3 separate regions of the Homo sapiens genome follow, and regions 2 and 3 are each linked to region 1. The links are chromatin contacts, found by Hi-C or POLR2A ChIA-PET in ENCODE. All regions are on one chromosome and are shown on one strand. Each heading gives the region's core, a stretch centred on a gene start or an enhancer-like site at or near the end of the contact. The rest is flanking DNA. Distances are from core to core; before and after follow the strand shown.

What was found. Hi-C counts contacts between places; a loop is a spot of excess contacts on that map. ChIA-PET counts read pairs that join two places held with the same protein, here RNA polymerase II (POLR2A). Pooled maps may share reads with other maps.
Region 2: a loop to region 1 is called in a map of heart left ventricle, with 2.3 times the contacts of the local background. The contact joins the enhancer-like site here to the promoter of PAFAH1B1 in region 1. A Hi-C loop is called at or near these places in 1 of 168 maps with a recorded cell type or tissue (heart left ventricle) and 8 of 50 pooled maps. POLR2A ChIA-PET finds 5 or more read pairs at or near these places in 15 of 52 experiments (A549, HCT116, HEK293 and 11 more).
Region 3: a map of PC-3 shows a loop between it and region 1 (2.7-fold over the local background). The contact joins the enhancer-like site here to the promoter of PAFAH1B1 in region 1. A Hi-C loop is called at or near these places in 22 of 168 maps with a recorded cell type or tissue (CD8-positive, alpha-beta T cell, IMR-90, PC-3 and 13 more), 1 of 37 single-sample maps with no recorded cell type and 10 of 50 pooled maps. POLR2A ChIA-PET finds 5 or more read pairs at or near these places in 20 of 52 experiments (A549, AG04449, AG04450 and 17 more).

Annotation. Positions count from the first base shown.
Region 1 is chr17:2,590,834-2,595,457 of GRCh38, reverse strand. It overlaps PAFAH1B1 (platelet activating factor acetylhydrolase 1b regulatory subunit 1), which reads right to left and starts at 1,804. Exons shown (of 11, transcript NM_000430.4): 1 at 1,452-1,804. RefSeq lists silencers at 956-1,005, 1,066-1,125, 1,536-1,765, 1,816-2,035 and an enhancer at 1,870-2,598.
Region 2 is chr17:2,542,802-2,547,704 of GRCh38, reverse strand. No RefSeq gene overlaps it. Among named protein-coding and RNA genes, the nearest start is that of METTL16, 33 kb to the right of the region's middle. Within about 2 kb of position 2,049, at least 5 of the 41 ENCODE cell types and tissues checked have a DNase peak (open chromatin) inside an H3K27ac peak, as active enhancers do; they include OCI-LY7, where a contact is called at or near this core.
Region 3 is chr17:2,648,592-2,653,130 of GRCh38, reverse strand. All of the region lies in intron 2 of PAFAH1B1 (platelet activating factor acetylhydrolase 1b regulatory subunit 1), which reads right to left. Among named protein-coding and RNA genes, the nearest start is that of MIR6776, 42 kb to the left of the region's middle. Within about 2 kb of position 2,215, at least 4 of the 41 ENCODE cell types and tissues checked have a DNase peak (open chromatin) inside an H3K27ac peak, as active enhancers do; they include PC-3, PC-9 and mammary epithelial cell, where a contact is called at or near this core.

The DNA.
Region 1 (4,624 bases), core at 555-3,054:
TTAAGCCGCCCTGCTGCAGCAAAAAAAAAAAAAAAAGCAAACACTCCTGTGGCAAAAAGGGAGGGATGACATTATCACTGGTATGAAAGGCCCAAGCACTGTCTCCTCCGCCCTAGCCTCGAAAAGAAATTCACACAAAATAACCCACCCCCCCAACAAAAACAGAATTGCCAAAAATGGCACAAATTGTTTGTTTGGCCTTTAAAACCTTATGAAACTCCAAGACTGTGTGCTTAAAGGAGAGATGGGAATATCAGTAATATCTCTATTTGTCCGGACTGCCACTTAAGGAAAGAGGGAGGGGGGACCTTGGCATGACATCGCCCATTGAGAACGAGACCACAAATCTGGTCCTCCTCTTCAAAGGCGTATTTTCTTAACCAAAAGACTGATATAAATTGGGCCCAAACCCCAAAAGAAAATTTCCTGCCCTCTTCCCAAGGAGTTTCTTGCTAAGTCACTGAAGAAAGGTAGCATAACATATAAAGCTATGGTACCTTGCTCTCTCCTACTAAATACGGAAAACCTCTTCCCCTCTACTGCTACGTTTAGAGGTGCAGAGTCAAAATGTGTCGACCACCTCAAAGGCATTTTCTCATGTGGGAGGCTAAAGAGGGTAAATATGCAGAGGCACTGCGTTTCCCAAAGGGGCAGGGAGATGAGATTAGACGAAGGGGAATGGCAGGGAGCCTCGAAGCTGAATGTTAACAGCATCAAAAGGCAACTCCCGACCGAGGAGCCGGTGGCAGAAAGAAAATCCTGCCAGATTCGGTGGGTGGATGCTGCGGATTGCTCGGTGGGCCGGGCTGCCTCTCCTCGGCGGGTGCTGAGGCTGGACCGCCGCACCGGGGGCCAGGGAGACGGTGGGCCACCCTCCGCTGGTCAACCCCATCTTAAGGACCAGTCGGGGACGGAATGCCTGGAAGGCCCTATGAGTGCCCCGGCGGCGCGGGGCTGAGCCGGTCCCCGAGCCGATAACTGAGGGTGGGGTGGGGACTGCGGTGCTCGTCTCCGCGGCCGGGGAGAGCAGGGCCGATCCTTTTCCCCAAGATCAGAGAGCTACCTGGTCCCCACGCCCTTCCAACCCAAGAATACTTTTCTTGCTAAGTCACCGAGGGAGGAGGGCGATCCCTTCTTGGGGAGGGCCGCGGGGCGGGGGTCGCAGAGGCGCCGGCAGCCCCCAAAGCCGGGCCCGGGAGGAGAGGAGCGAGGGCAGCGCCCTCCCCGGACAGTCCCCCTCCTCCGGGTCTCTCACTCAACGGCCGTCGCGGCCGCCATTTTGAGAGCGAGGAGAGAAGAAGAAGGAGGAGGCGGCGGCGGAGGCAGGGGGAGGGGAGAATGGGAGGGAGGGGACCGGCGCAGCCACATCGTCAGGCCGCCGGGTCCGGCCTGCAGCCGCCCGGGCGCGGTGGAGGAGACAGAGGGGAGGGCGCAGACCCGCGCCGCCTTACCGGAGCGCTGCACCGCCGCCTCCGCAGGGCCTCTTCCGTCCTTCACTCCCATCCACCGGCGGGGGAGGGGGAGGGAGAGGGGAGGGAGGAAGGAGGGAGGGAGGGAAGGAGGGGGGAGGATGGCGCGCTGGGCCCGGGCCCGGGGAGGGGGAGGGGAGGGGAGCGGGCGGGCTCCTCAGCCGTTCCGGGGCTCGAGTCCAAGCTCGGCGCTCGCGGTTTCTCTCGCTCGCGCCCGAGCGCTCCCCTCCTTCTCCTTCTCGCTCCCTAGACTCCCGTGTCGCTGCTCCTCCGCTCGCTCACTCGCTCTCCCGGCCGCCGGACTCCGCCGCCGCCCCGCCGCTCCAGCTCCGTCTGTCACAGGAGCTGCCCCAACGCCCTGACGTCACCGCGCCGCCGCCGCCGCCGCCGCCGCCGCCCCAGACCCGCCAGGAAGAGGGAGGGGCGGGCGCCGGGAGCGGAGGAGGGGCTGCGGCGCATGCGCCGGGCTGGGCCGGGCCGGGGCCGCGCTGCCTTCTAGCGGGCGGGCGGCTGAGCGGTGCCACCCGGCCGGCGGGCGAGTCTGCGTGCGAGGTGCTGCTTCTCACGCTCCGCACGCTTCTGTTAACCTTGGGAGAGGCTCTTTTTTCCCAGCCCCTCGTCTGACTTGCGGCCCCTTCTGAACTCTGGCTCTGCTCACCTCGCTGCCCTGCTTTTGCGCTCATGCGGCCGACCGCGGCGTCCCGTTGGCACCGTGTGTGGCGGGCCCCGGGAGGCGCGAGAGGCAGCGGGGCCCGGCCACCTACCGCCCCTTTCTGCCTCCGGCCTCCGAGATGATTTCCCAGTTTGGGGGGGAATGAGGGAGGGGAGTAGGCTGGCTGGCTTGGGAGGAGGAGCTGTTGAGGTTAAAAGGCAGATGGAATGCTGTCATTGTCTTGATTTGTATTATAGATTCTTAATTGGGAGGACTCGCTTTTGGATATGATTCAGCTATTCTTCTCCTTAGTCACACACAGACATCAGAGTCTCTCCAGGTCTCGAAACGGATGCCCAAAGAAAGGCCTGGAACTGTATCCCTATAAGGGATGTCTGTGTGTGTTTGCTAAATTATGGATTGAAATATTGATGACAAGAGTCGTCTTGGGGATTTGTAGTTAATTTATTCCACACAGATACCTATGATTTTTCTTTTCTTTTCCTTTTTTTTTTTTTTTTTTTTTTGAGACGGAGTCTCGCTGTGTCGCCCAGGCTGGAGTGCAGTGGCGCGATCTCGGCTCACTGCAACCTCCGCCTCCCGAGTTCAAGCGATTCTCTGCATCAGCCTCCCGAGTAGCTGGGAGTACAGGCACTTGCCACCACGCCCAGCTAATTTTTGTTTTTTGTTTTTGTTTTTGTTTTTGAGATGGAGTCTCGCTCTGTCGCCCAGGCTGGAGTGCAGTGGTGCAATCTCCACTCACTGCAGGCTCCGCCTCCCGGGTTCACGCCATTCTCCTGCCTCAGCCTCCCGAGTAGCTGGGACCACAGGCGCCCACCACCACGCCCGGCTAATTTTTTTGGTATTTTTAGTAGAGACGGGGTTTCATCATGTTGGCCCGGATGGTCTCGATCCCTTGACCTCGTGATCCGCCCGCCTCTGCCTCCCAAAGTGCTGGGATTACAGGCGTGAGCCACCGTGCTCAGCCGACCCTTGATTTTTAAAAAGCGAGATTTGGGGTTCTGAATAATTCAATATGGGCTATTATTTTAATAACAGGTTTAAATGAGATTATCTTATCATTCATTTGTATTGTCCAAGGAAGCTTTTTTCTTGAAACAGGCTTAAGCTTATGTGTACTGATTTTATTGCGTCACTTTATGTAGGTAAATATATATATATATACTGCATTTGAGAAGCAGCAGAGTTAACGAAAGAGACAACTTAGGTGTAAATCCTGGACCCCGCACTTGCCAGAAGCGCGACCTGGGGCAAATTACCATACCTCTCTTTGGCCTCAGTTTCTCAATAAAAGACACCTAATAACTAACCCGGCTTTTGTGAGAATTACAGAGGAGGTGCAGCCTGTGTAAAGTATCTTAGTTTCGTGGGGACTTATAGGTAACTCATGTAAACATTACTGTTGCTTGATACCAAAACAAGTTTCCTTTGTTCAAGAAAGGTTATCTCTGCCAGGCACAGGTTGCTAACCCCTGTAATCCCAGCAATTTGGGAGGCCAAGGCAGGGATGGGGAGGTTGGGAGGGGGGCCGTGGATCACCTGAGCCAAGGAGTTGGAGACCAGCAGGTGCAACATAGTGAAACCTCATCTCTACAAAAAAATTTTAAAAATTAGCTAAGTGTGGTGGCACATGCCTGTAGTCCCAGCTACTGGGGAGGATGAGATGGGAGGATTGCTCAAGCCCTGGAGATCCAGACCAGCCAGGGCAACAAAGCAAGATCTCATCTCTAAAAACAAAAAAAGAAAAGAAAAACAGCCGGGCGCGGGGACTCACGCCTGCAATCCCAACACTTTGGGAGGCTCAGACAGGTGGATCACTTGAGGTCAGGATTTCGAGACCGGCCTGGTCAACATGGCGAAATGCCATCTCTACTAAAAACACAAAAATTAGCCGGGCATGGTGGTGTGTGCCTGTAATCCCAGCTACTTTCGGGACTGAGGCATGAGAATCGCTTGAAGCCGGGAGGCGGAGGTTGCAGTGAGTCAAGATCATGCCACTGCACTCCAGCCTAGGTAACAAAGCCAGAGTCTGTCTCAAAAAAACAAACAAAAACAAAAACTTTTAATTAGCTGGGTGTGGTGGCGCATGCCTGGAGTCCTAGCTACCCAGGAGGCAGAGGCAGGCGGATCGCTTGAGCCCAGGAGGTCCAGGCTGCAGTGAATCATGGTCATGCTACTGCACTGTATCCTGGGCAGACTGGACCCCCATCTCTAAAAATAGGCTGGGATCAGTCGTTCAAGGCTGTAATCCCAGCACTTTGGGGTGCCAAGGTGGGAGAATCTCTTGAGCCCAGGAGTTGGAGAGCAGCTTGGGCAAGACAGGGAAACCCCGTCTCTACGGAAAAATAGAGAAATTAGCCAGATGTGGTGGTTTGGGCCTGTGGTTCCACCCATTGGGAGGCTGAGATGGGAGGATCGTTTGAGCCCAGGAGGTGGAGGCTGCAGTGAACCGAGATCACACCACTGCACTCCAGCCTGGGTG
Region 2 (4,903 bases), core at 800-3,299, 48 kb after region 1:
ACCGATTAGGTCAGGGGTCGCTTTTCAACCAGGCCCAGGGTGTGGCGCCGGGCTGTCTGCCTGTGGATTTCATTTCTGCCTTTTAGTTTTTACTTTTTCTTTCTTTGGAGGCAGAAATTGGGCATAAGACAATATGAGGGGTGGTCTCCTCCCTTAAAACTAGTATACGCCATCTCCTATTCTCGCTTGGTGTGTAATTCCTCAAAGAATATGTGAAGGGACATGATAGCATATCCCTGGAGACAGCCAAGAAGGGCAGGGATAGCCGTTTATCTCGGACTGCTGGGATATTTACCAACCTAGAAGCCAGGGGCAGAATACTATGATTCACTGTCATTTTCTGCTCTAAGATTTGGCAATTGTCCAGTCTCAGTAATCCAGATGAGCCAATTATTCAACAGCTATCTTTCAGAATTTCTTTTTTTTTTGAGACGGAGTTTCACTCTTATTGCCCAAGCTGGAGTGCAGTGGTGCAATCTCGGCTCTCTGCAACCTCCGCCTCCCGGGTTCAAGCGATTCTCCTGCCTCAGCCTCTCCAGTAGCTGGGATTATAGGTGTGCGCCACCATGCCTGGCTAATTTTTTGTATTTTTAGTAGAAACGGGGTTTCACCATGTTAGCCAGGCTGTCTTGAACTCCAGACCTCAGGTGATCCGCCCGCCTTGGCCTTCGAAAGTGCTGGGATTACAGGCGTGAGCTACTGCGCCCGGTCTCTTTCAGAATTTCAAACTGTCTACAAAGAAGACAGTCCTGATTTTATTTTTATTTTTTGGAGACAGTGTCTCATTCTGTCACCCAGGGTGGAGTGCAGTGGTGTGACCATAGCTCACCGTACCCTTGAACTCCTGGGCTCAAGTCATCCTCCTGCCTCAGCCTCCTGAATACCTGCGACCACACGTGTACACCGCTGCATGTGGCTAATTTTTTTTTTTTTTTTTTTTTCTGAGACGGAGTCTCGCTCTGTCGCCCAGGCTGGAGTGCAGTGGCGCTATCTCGGCTCATTGCAAGCTCCACCTCCCGGGTTCATGCCCTTCTCCCGCCTCAGCCTCCCGAGTAGCTGGGACTACAGGCGCCCGCCACCACGCCCAGCTAATTTTGTTTTTGTATTTTTAGTAGAGACAGGTTTCACCGTGTTAGCCAGGATGGTCTTGATCTCCTGATCTCGTGATCCGCCTGCCTCAGCCTCCCAAAGTGCTGGGATTACAGAAGTGAGCCACCATGCCCAGCCTATTTTATTTTATTTTTGAGACGGAGTCTCGCCCTGTTGCCCAGGCTGGAGTGCAATGGCATGATTTCGGCTAAGTGCAACCTACACCTCCAGGTTCAAATGATTCTCCTGCCTCAGCCTCCCAAGTAGCTGGGATTACAGGCGCCCACGACCACGCCCAGTTAATTTTTGTATTTTTAGTAGAGACGAGGTTTCACCGTGTTGGCCAGGCTGGTCTCAAACTCCTGACCTTGTGATCTGCCTGCCTCAGACTCCCAAAGTGCTGGGATTACAGATGTGAGCCACTGCGCCCGGCCTAATTTTTGTATTTTTAGTTCGAGATGGGGTTTCACCAAGTTGGCCAGGCTGGTCTCAAACTCCTCGCCTCAAGTAATCCACCCGCCTTGGCCTCTCAAAGTCCTGGGATTATAGGCGTAAGCCACCGCGCCGGCCAGGACAGATGATCTCTAATGGCAAAGCTCTGAGATCGTGTTTGAGCTCATGATCCAAAGTCACCAAGAAGGTGTCAGCTCTAATGTTTTTCTGGGGGAGTAAATCAGAAGGGAAAGTGAATGCTCTCAGTTAAAGAAGGGGCTTGCTCCTGAGATCTTTGGGCGCTTCCTGTATTCATGGGAGTCTTCCTGTCCATTTGTTTCCTTCTTGCTCTCAAACTTAAGGCTTCAGGGCAGGAACTGGCACATGTGAGACCCAAAGCCATTCTCATGATCAGGACCTTGAATTCTGCTGAGTCCTGCCGCGGTTAGAGTCCAAGGGTTGAAGACCAGCCTTTCCCAGCGGCTGATCAGGGCCTTTTACCGGCCCAGCCCAAGCGACTACTTGGCAGTGGACTTTGTGTAATCTATTGTTAGTTGCCCCAGAAGTGCCACTTTGGCTGACACCCTCATCCACACCAGGCCCCACAGCCCACAGGGCCTGTGACCTCTGAGTCTGTCTGTCGTCAAGGGCAACTCTCCTAGAGGATTTTCCAGGCTGAGCCACTTAAGAGAGGTGTCACGAGGGCAAGCCTCACTTCTGAAAAGAATGTTGACTAGGGAAGCCTGATGGGAAGAGAAGAGGGGCATGTGGGAAGAAGCAGAGGCAATGAGTGGGGGAGGAGAGTGAGGAATTCTGGAGTTACCCAAAAGGAAGAAAAAGGCTTGAACTTACGAAATGAAACAAAGCATGGCTTCCAAGAAATCTAGTTTGGCCCAGGAAGATCCTTAAGTGAAAAATAGATTAAAATGTGGTTGGGCGCGGTGGCTCACGCCTGTCATCCCAGCACTTTGGGAGGCCGAGGTGGGCGGATCACCTGAGGTGGAGAATTCAAGACCAGCCTGGCCAACATGATGAAACCCCCATCTCTTCTAAAAATACAAAAAAATTAGCCAGACACGGTGACATGCACCTGTAATCCCAGCTACTCTGGAGGCTGAGGCAGGAGAATCTCTTGAACCCAGAAGGTGGAGGTTGCAGTGAGATGAGATCGTGCCACTGCACTCAGTCTGGGCGATAGAGCTTCGTCTCAAAATAAATAAATAAACAAAAAAAGATTAAAATGTACAGAATGTCACATCATGTTGTACACAATAAGTACATACAATTTGTTATTTGTTTTGCTTTTTATCTTTTTATTTCTTCAAAGTGGTTTTTTGTTTTGTTTTGTTTTGTTTTGTTTTTAGACAGAGTCTTGCTCTGTCGCCCAGACTGGAGTGCAGTGGCAAGATCTCAGCTCACCGCAACCTCCGTCTGCTGGGTTCAAGTGATTTTCCTGCCTCAGCCTCCTGAGTAGCTAGGACAACAGGCACATACCACCACTCCCAGCTAATTTTTGTATTTTTAGTAGAGACGGGGTTTCACCATATTGGCCAGGCTGGTCTCGAACTCCTGACCTCATGATCTGCCCGCCTCAGCCTCCCAAAGTGCTGGGATTACAGCTGTGAGCCACCACGCCCGGCCTTGTCATAATTTTTAATGACTGTAAGATATTTGATTATGTGAATGTACTATACATATATATGTATATGTGTGTGTGTGTGTATACACATATATGTATATATAGTAGGAGTTTTGCTCTTATTGCCCGGGCTGGAGTGCAATGGCACGATCTCGGCTCACAGCAACCTCTGCCTCCCGGGTTCAAGCGAATCTCTTTCTTCAGCCTCCTGAGTAGCTGGGATTACAGGTATGCACCACCATGCCTGGCTTATTTTGTAATTTTAGTAGACACGAGGTTTCTCCATGTTGGTCAGGCTGGTCTCAAACTCTCAACCTCAGGTGATCTGCCTGCCTTGGCCTCCCAAAGTGCTGGGATTACAGGTGTGAGCCACTGTGCCTGGCCGGAAGTACTATTTTTAACAATCTTCTGTTGCTAGATATTTAAATCATGTCTATTTTCAACTATTATAAACATGCTTCTTTAAACTTCCTGGCATATATATATATCTTTGCACATCTGTCCAATTATTGCCTTCAGATGAATTCCTAAAAGTAGAGGTGCTAGGTTAAATTTTTTTTATGCATATTGACATACTGACCACTTTTCCTACAGAAAGATTGTACCAATTTATTTTCCACCACCATGACTCATGCCTCATCCCCCTTTAAGTTAACAGCTTTGGTACTTTTTGTATTAAGACCATGGCTGGCTGGGCGCTGTGGCTCCTGCCTGTAATCCCAGCATTTTGGGAGGCTGAAGTGGGAGAATCACTTGAGGTCAGCAGTTTGAGACAAGCCTGGCCCACATCTTGAGATCCTGTATTTACAAAAAGTTTAAAAATTAGCTCAGCTTGGCGGCCTCTGCCTATAGCCCCAGTTACTCAGGAGGCTCAGGTGGGAGGATCACCTGTGCTCAGGAGTTCCAGGTTGCAGTAAGCTATGATGGCACCACTGCACTTCAGCCCCTAGGGGACAGAGCTCCTCCTCAGCCTCCGGAAGAGCTGGGACTACAGGCGCCCGCCACCACGCCCGGCTAATTTTTTTTTTTTTTTGTATTTTTAGTAGAGACGGGGTTTCACCATGTTAGCCAGGATGGTCTCTATCTCCTGACCTCGTGATCCGCCTGCCTCAGCCTCCCAAAGTGCTGGGATTATAGGCGTGAACCACCGACCTTTCTTTTTTAACATCATAATTGCATAAGTTTTATCCTTTGGCTCAGCAATTCTACTCATGGGAAAAATTTTAAAGAAAATATCCGGATTACATGCACAAAAAGAGTTTATGCTGAGGCTCACTGCAAATTGTAATCACTTTGTATATGATTATATACACATAAAGAGTTCATACAGGCGTGGTGGCTCAAACCTGTAATCCCAGCACTTTGGGAGGCTAAGGCAGGTGGATTGCTTGAGGTCAGTAGTTCGAGACCAGCCTGACCAACATGGTGAGACCCCGTCTCTACTAAAAAAAAGTACAAAATTAGCCGGGCGTGGTGGCTCACGACTGTAATCCCACCTACTTGGGGAGGCTGAGGCAGGAGAATCACTTGAACCCAGGAGGCAGAGGTTGTAGTGAGCCAAGATGGCGCCACTGCACTCCAGCCTGGGCAACAAGGGTGAAACTCCATCTCAAAAAACAAAACAAAACAAAAAAAACAAACAGTTTATGCCGATAGACTAGATTTTTTTCTGGCTGTCTGAGCAAGCCAATTGCTTTGGACAATCATCACTGTGTCCGGGTGGATTGGAAAGGGCGCCCTTAA
Region 3 (4,539 bases), core at 966-3,465, 57 kb before region 1:
ATCCATGTCCCTATAAAGGGCACAAACTCATCCTTTTTTATGGCTGCATAGTATTCCACGATGTATATGTACCACATTTTCTTAATCCAGTCTATCGTTGTTGGACATCTGGGTTGGTTCCAAGTCTTTGCTATTGTGAACAGTGCCACAATAAACATATGTGTGCATGTGTCTTTATAGCAGCATGATTTATAATCCTTTGGGTATATATACCCAGTAATGGGATGGCTGGGTCAAATGATATTTCCAGTTCTAGATCCCTGAGGAATCGCCACACTGACTTCCATAACGGTTGAACTAGTTTACAGTCCCACCAACAGTGCAAAAGTGTTCCTATTTCTCCAAATCCTCTCCAGCACCTGTTGTTTCCTGACAAAAAGTACCCAATCTTAAACTAAGCCCTAGAACTATTTGGCATCTAACGCCACTACATGAACATGTGCAGCTATAGTACATTCCCATGTACAACGTGAAGTGCGCGGGCAGGTGCAGACCTTCAGTGTATTTCACACAGGCCAGGGAAAAACCGCTTTCCAATCAATGCCAAATATATATGATGTTCAAACAGATTCACAGGAGAAACCTCAGGACCTCAACTAACTGCAAAAGTCAGTTTTTTAAAGCAATAAAGTAAACAACAACAAAAATGCTTAAAAATATATCACAGTCATGAAAACACATGGAGAAATGTTTTTGGTTTTTGTTTTGTTTTGTTTGAGACGGAGTCTCGCTCTGCCGCCCAGGCTGGAGTGCAGTGGCGCGATCTTGGCTCACTGCAAGCTCCGCCTCCCGGGTTCACGCCATTCTCCTGCCTCAGCCTCCCGAGTAGCTGGGACTACAGGCACCCGCCACCACGCCCGGCCAATTTTTTTTTTTGTATTTTTAGTAGAGACGGGGTTTCACCGTGTTAGCCAGGATGGTCTCGATCTCCTGACCTCGTGATTTGCCCGCCTTGGCCTCCCAAAGTGTGGGATTACAGGCGTGAGCCACTGTGTCTGGCCTAGAAATGTTAAGTACATATTGTTAAGTCAAAGCAGCCAATCTGAAAAGGATACAAGCTATATAATTGTAATTTTCTGGAAAAGACAAAACTATGGTTAACAGTAAAAATATGAGGGGTTTAGGGAGGCAGGGAAGGATGAATAGGGGGAGGCTGAGATTTTTAGGGCAGTGAATTTATTCTGTATGACTGATGGATATATAACATTAGGCATTTGTCAAAACCAACAGAATATACAACAAAAAGAGTAAACCCTAATGTCAACTATGGACTTCAGTAATAATGTGTCAATGTTGGCTCATCAATTATAATAAATACACCACATAAATGTGAGATGTTAACAGTAGGGGAAACTGGGGAAAGGCAAAAAGGCATATGGCACCCTCTACCAAGTCACTCACTCCATTCCCAAATCAAAATTACTACGGAAAACACTTAAGGCTTTTTGGGAAAATAATTTAAGAGAAGCAAGGAGGTTTACAAAACAAAAAATTTAGGAGAATTTATTACCTCATATTGAAATGTATTTTTCTTTTTTTTTTTTTTGAGATGGAGTCTCACTCTGTTACCCAAGTTGGAGTGCAGTGGTGCAAGCTCGGCTCACTGCAGCCTCTACCTCCCAGGCTCAAGAGGTTCTCCTGCCTCAGCCTCCCAAAGTAGCTGGGATTTCAGGCAGGCACCACCATGCCCAGCTAATTTTTTTTTTTTTTTTTTTTTGTAGAGACGGGGTTTTGCCATGTTGGCCAGTCTGGTCTTGAACCCCTGACCTCAGGTGTTCCGCCTGCCTCAGTCTCCCAAAATGCTAGGATTACATACGTGAGCCACCGCACCCGGCCAAAATGTATTATTAATGTAAAGCTACAATAATCAAAAGAATGTTCTTCTGACTCCTGAAAGCACAGCAAGTCCAAAAACCAATGCAAGGTTTTATAAGAAGGTGTTTTCAGATCAATAAGGAAAGGGCTATTCAATAAATGTTTCGGCATGTGGATAATGACTCAGAAAAAGCACTTCGATCCCTTTCTTGCATAATCAACAAACATAAATTCCAGATGGCTTAGACATTACTATAAAAAGAAATGAAAACAAAAAGGTCTTAAGAAAGTAAAAGTGAATACTTATGTAGTCATGATTAGCGAAGGTCTTCCCAAATATGAATCTAAAGGTAGTATCAAGGAAAAGACAGTTTTCACTCTGTGACACTTCTCTGCAACACATGACCATGGGTGACTCAGTACCCTAAAGTCCTCTTAGGAATCGACAAGAAAAATGTAAACACTACAACAGAAAACACAACAAAACAAAAACGTAGCAACACCCCGAACAGGCACTTCACAGAGGAAGAGAATGGCATTATACACACACAAAAAAATGGTTAGAACTCACAATAATTTTAAAGAAAATATTTCTATAAATTGTGGGATTACTTTTATATACCCACATAAAATTTGATTTTTTCAATTAACTTCCTTTTTTTTTTTTTTTTTTTTTGAGACAGAGTCTTGCTCTGTCACCCAGGCTGGAGTGCAGTGGCGCAAGACCTCCCAGGATCCTCCCACTGAGGCCTCCCAGGTAGGTCCCAAGACTGCGCCGACATCCCTGTATTTTTTTTTTTTTTTTAGATGGAGTCTTGCTCTGTCACCCAGGCTGGAGTGCAGTGGTGCAGTCTCGGCTCACTGCAACCTCCAGCTCCCGGGTTCAAGTGATTCTCCTGTCTCAGCCTCCTGAGTAGCTGGGATTACAGGTGCACACCGCCACGTCTGGCTAATGTTCGTATTTTCAGTAGAGATGGGGTTTTGCCATGTTGTCCAAGCTGGTCTTGAACTCCTGACCTCAAGTGATCCACCCGCCTCGGCCTCCCAAAGTGTTGGGATTACAGGCGTGAGCCACTGCACCTGGCTGCCAGACTATTTTTTAAATCAATTTTTTGTAAAGATAAAATCTTGCACCTACGTTGCCCAGGCCGATCTCAAACTCCTTGGCCTCCCAAAGCGCAGGGATTCCAGGCCTAAGCCACAGTGCCTGGCCTGTTTTGAGGCCTTTCTTCACACAGAAGTTTTCTATTTTGATACAGTCAAACTTACCAGTCTTCCTTTTGTTTCTACATTTTATACCTTGAGGAAGTCCACCTCTACCCAAAGGGTATATTTTCTCTACCACTTTATACTGTTATTCTGTATGTGTTCAACATTAAGGCTTTTAATACCACCTTATCCCATGCTAAATTTCATAAATGGGCATGTCTTTGAACTTTGTTCCCCTAACCTATTTGTCTATTCCACATTTTACAATAATATTTGTATATCTGATAGATTCAGGTGCTTTCCCATTTATCATTTAAAATATTTTATTTATTTTTCTCTTCCAAATGATTTTTAAGATCAAGCTGGTCAAGTTAATGAGAAATTTAGTTTGAATTTTGATTGGGATTGCATTTAATTTTATTATTTTAAGAGTTGTGATATCTGTCCAATACTGACTTTTTCATCCAGAAACAAGGAAAATCTTTTCTACTATATTATCCAACAACAAGAACAGTTTATTATTTATTTATTTTGAGACGGAGTCTTACTGTTGCCCAGGCTGGAGTGCAGTGGCACGACATCCGCTCACTGCAACCTCCCCGCCTCCCAGGTTCAAGCGATCCTCCTGCCTCAGCCTCCCAAGTATGTGGGACTACAGGCGCGCACCACCACGGCTGGCTAGATTTTTGTATTTTTAGTAGAGATGGGGTTTCGTCATATTGGCCAGGCTGGTCTTGAACTCCTTATCTTAGGTGATTCACCCGCCTCGGCCTTCCAAAATGCTGGGATTAAAGGTGTGAGCCACTGCACCTGGCCAGGAAGAGTTTATTTTTGTATGCCATCTTGTTTCAGGTTACCATACTAAACCCATTAATTTTTTTTTTTTTTTTTTGAGACAGTCTTGCTTTGTTGCCCAGGCTGGAGTGCAGTGGCATGATCTCGCCTCACTGCAGCCTCTGCCTCCCAGTTTCAAGCAATCCTCCTGTCTCAGCCTCGACATCCCAAAGTGCTCGGGTTACAGGTGTGAGCCACCCCCACCTGGCCCTGAAACCATTAATTGTAATTGTTGATTCCCTTAGGTTGGCTCTGTAGATGCTGTCACCTATAAATGTTTGGCTGCTTCCTTTCCAATAGTTCTAATTCTTTCTGTTGCCTTACTACATGAGCTGGAATCTCAAATATATACTGAAATAGATGCAGAGACACAGGAACTCTTAGTTTCTTGCTGACTTTAATGGGAATGCACCTAGTATTTATATTTTAATGTTTGTTGTAAATTTCTGGTAGGTAGCCATAATCAAGTTAAGAAAATATCCTGTTATTTTCTACAGGGTTTTTTTTTTTTAACCATCAGGAATGGGTATTAAAAATACACCATTTTCTATATTTTGGGTTAATCATATGGTGTTTCACTTTTTTTTTTTTTTTTGAGACAGAGTCTCACTCTGTTGCCCAGCATGGAGTGCAATGGCACGATCTCAGGTCACTGCAACCTCTGCCCCCTGGGCTCATGAG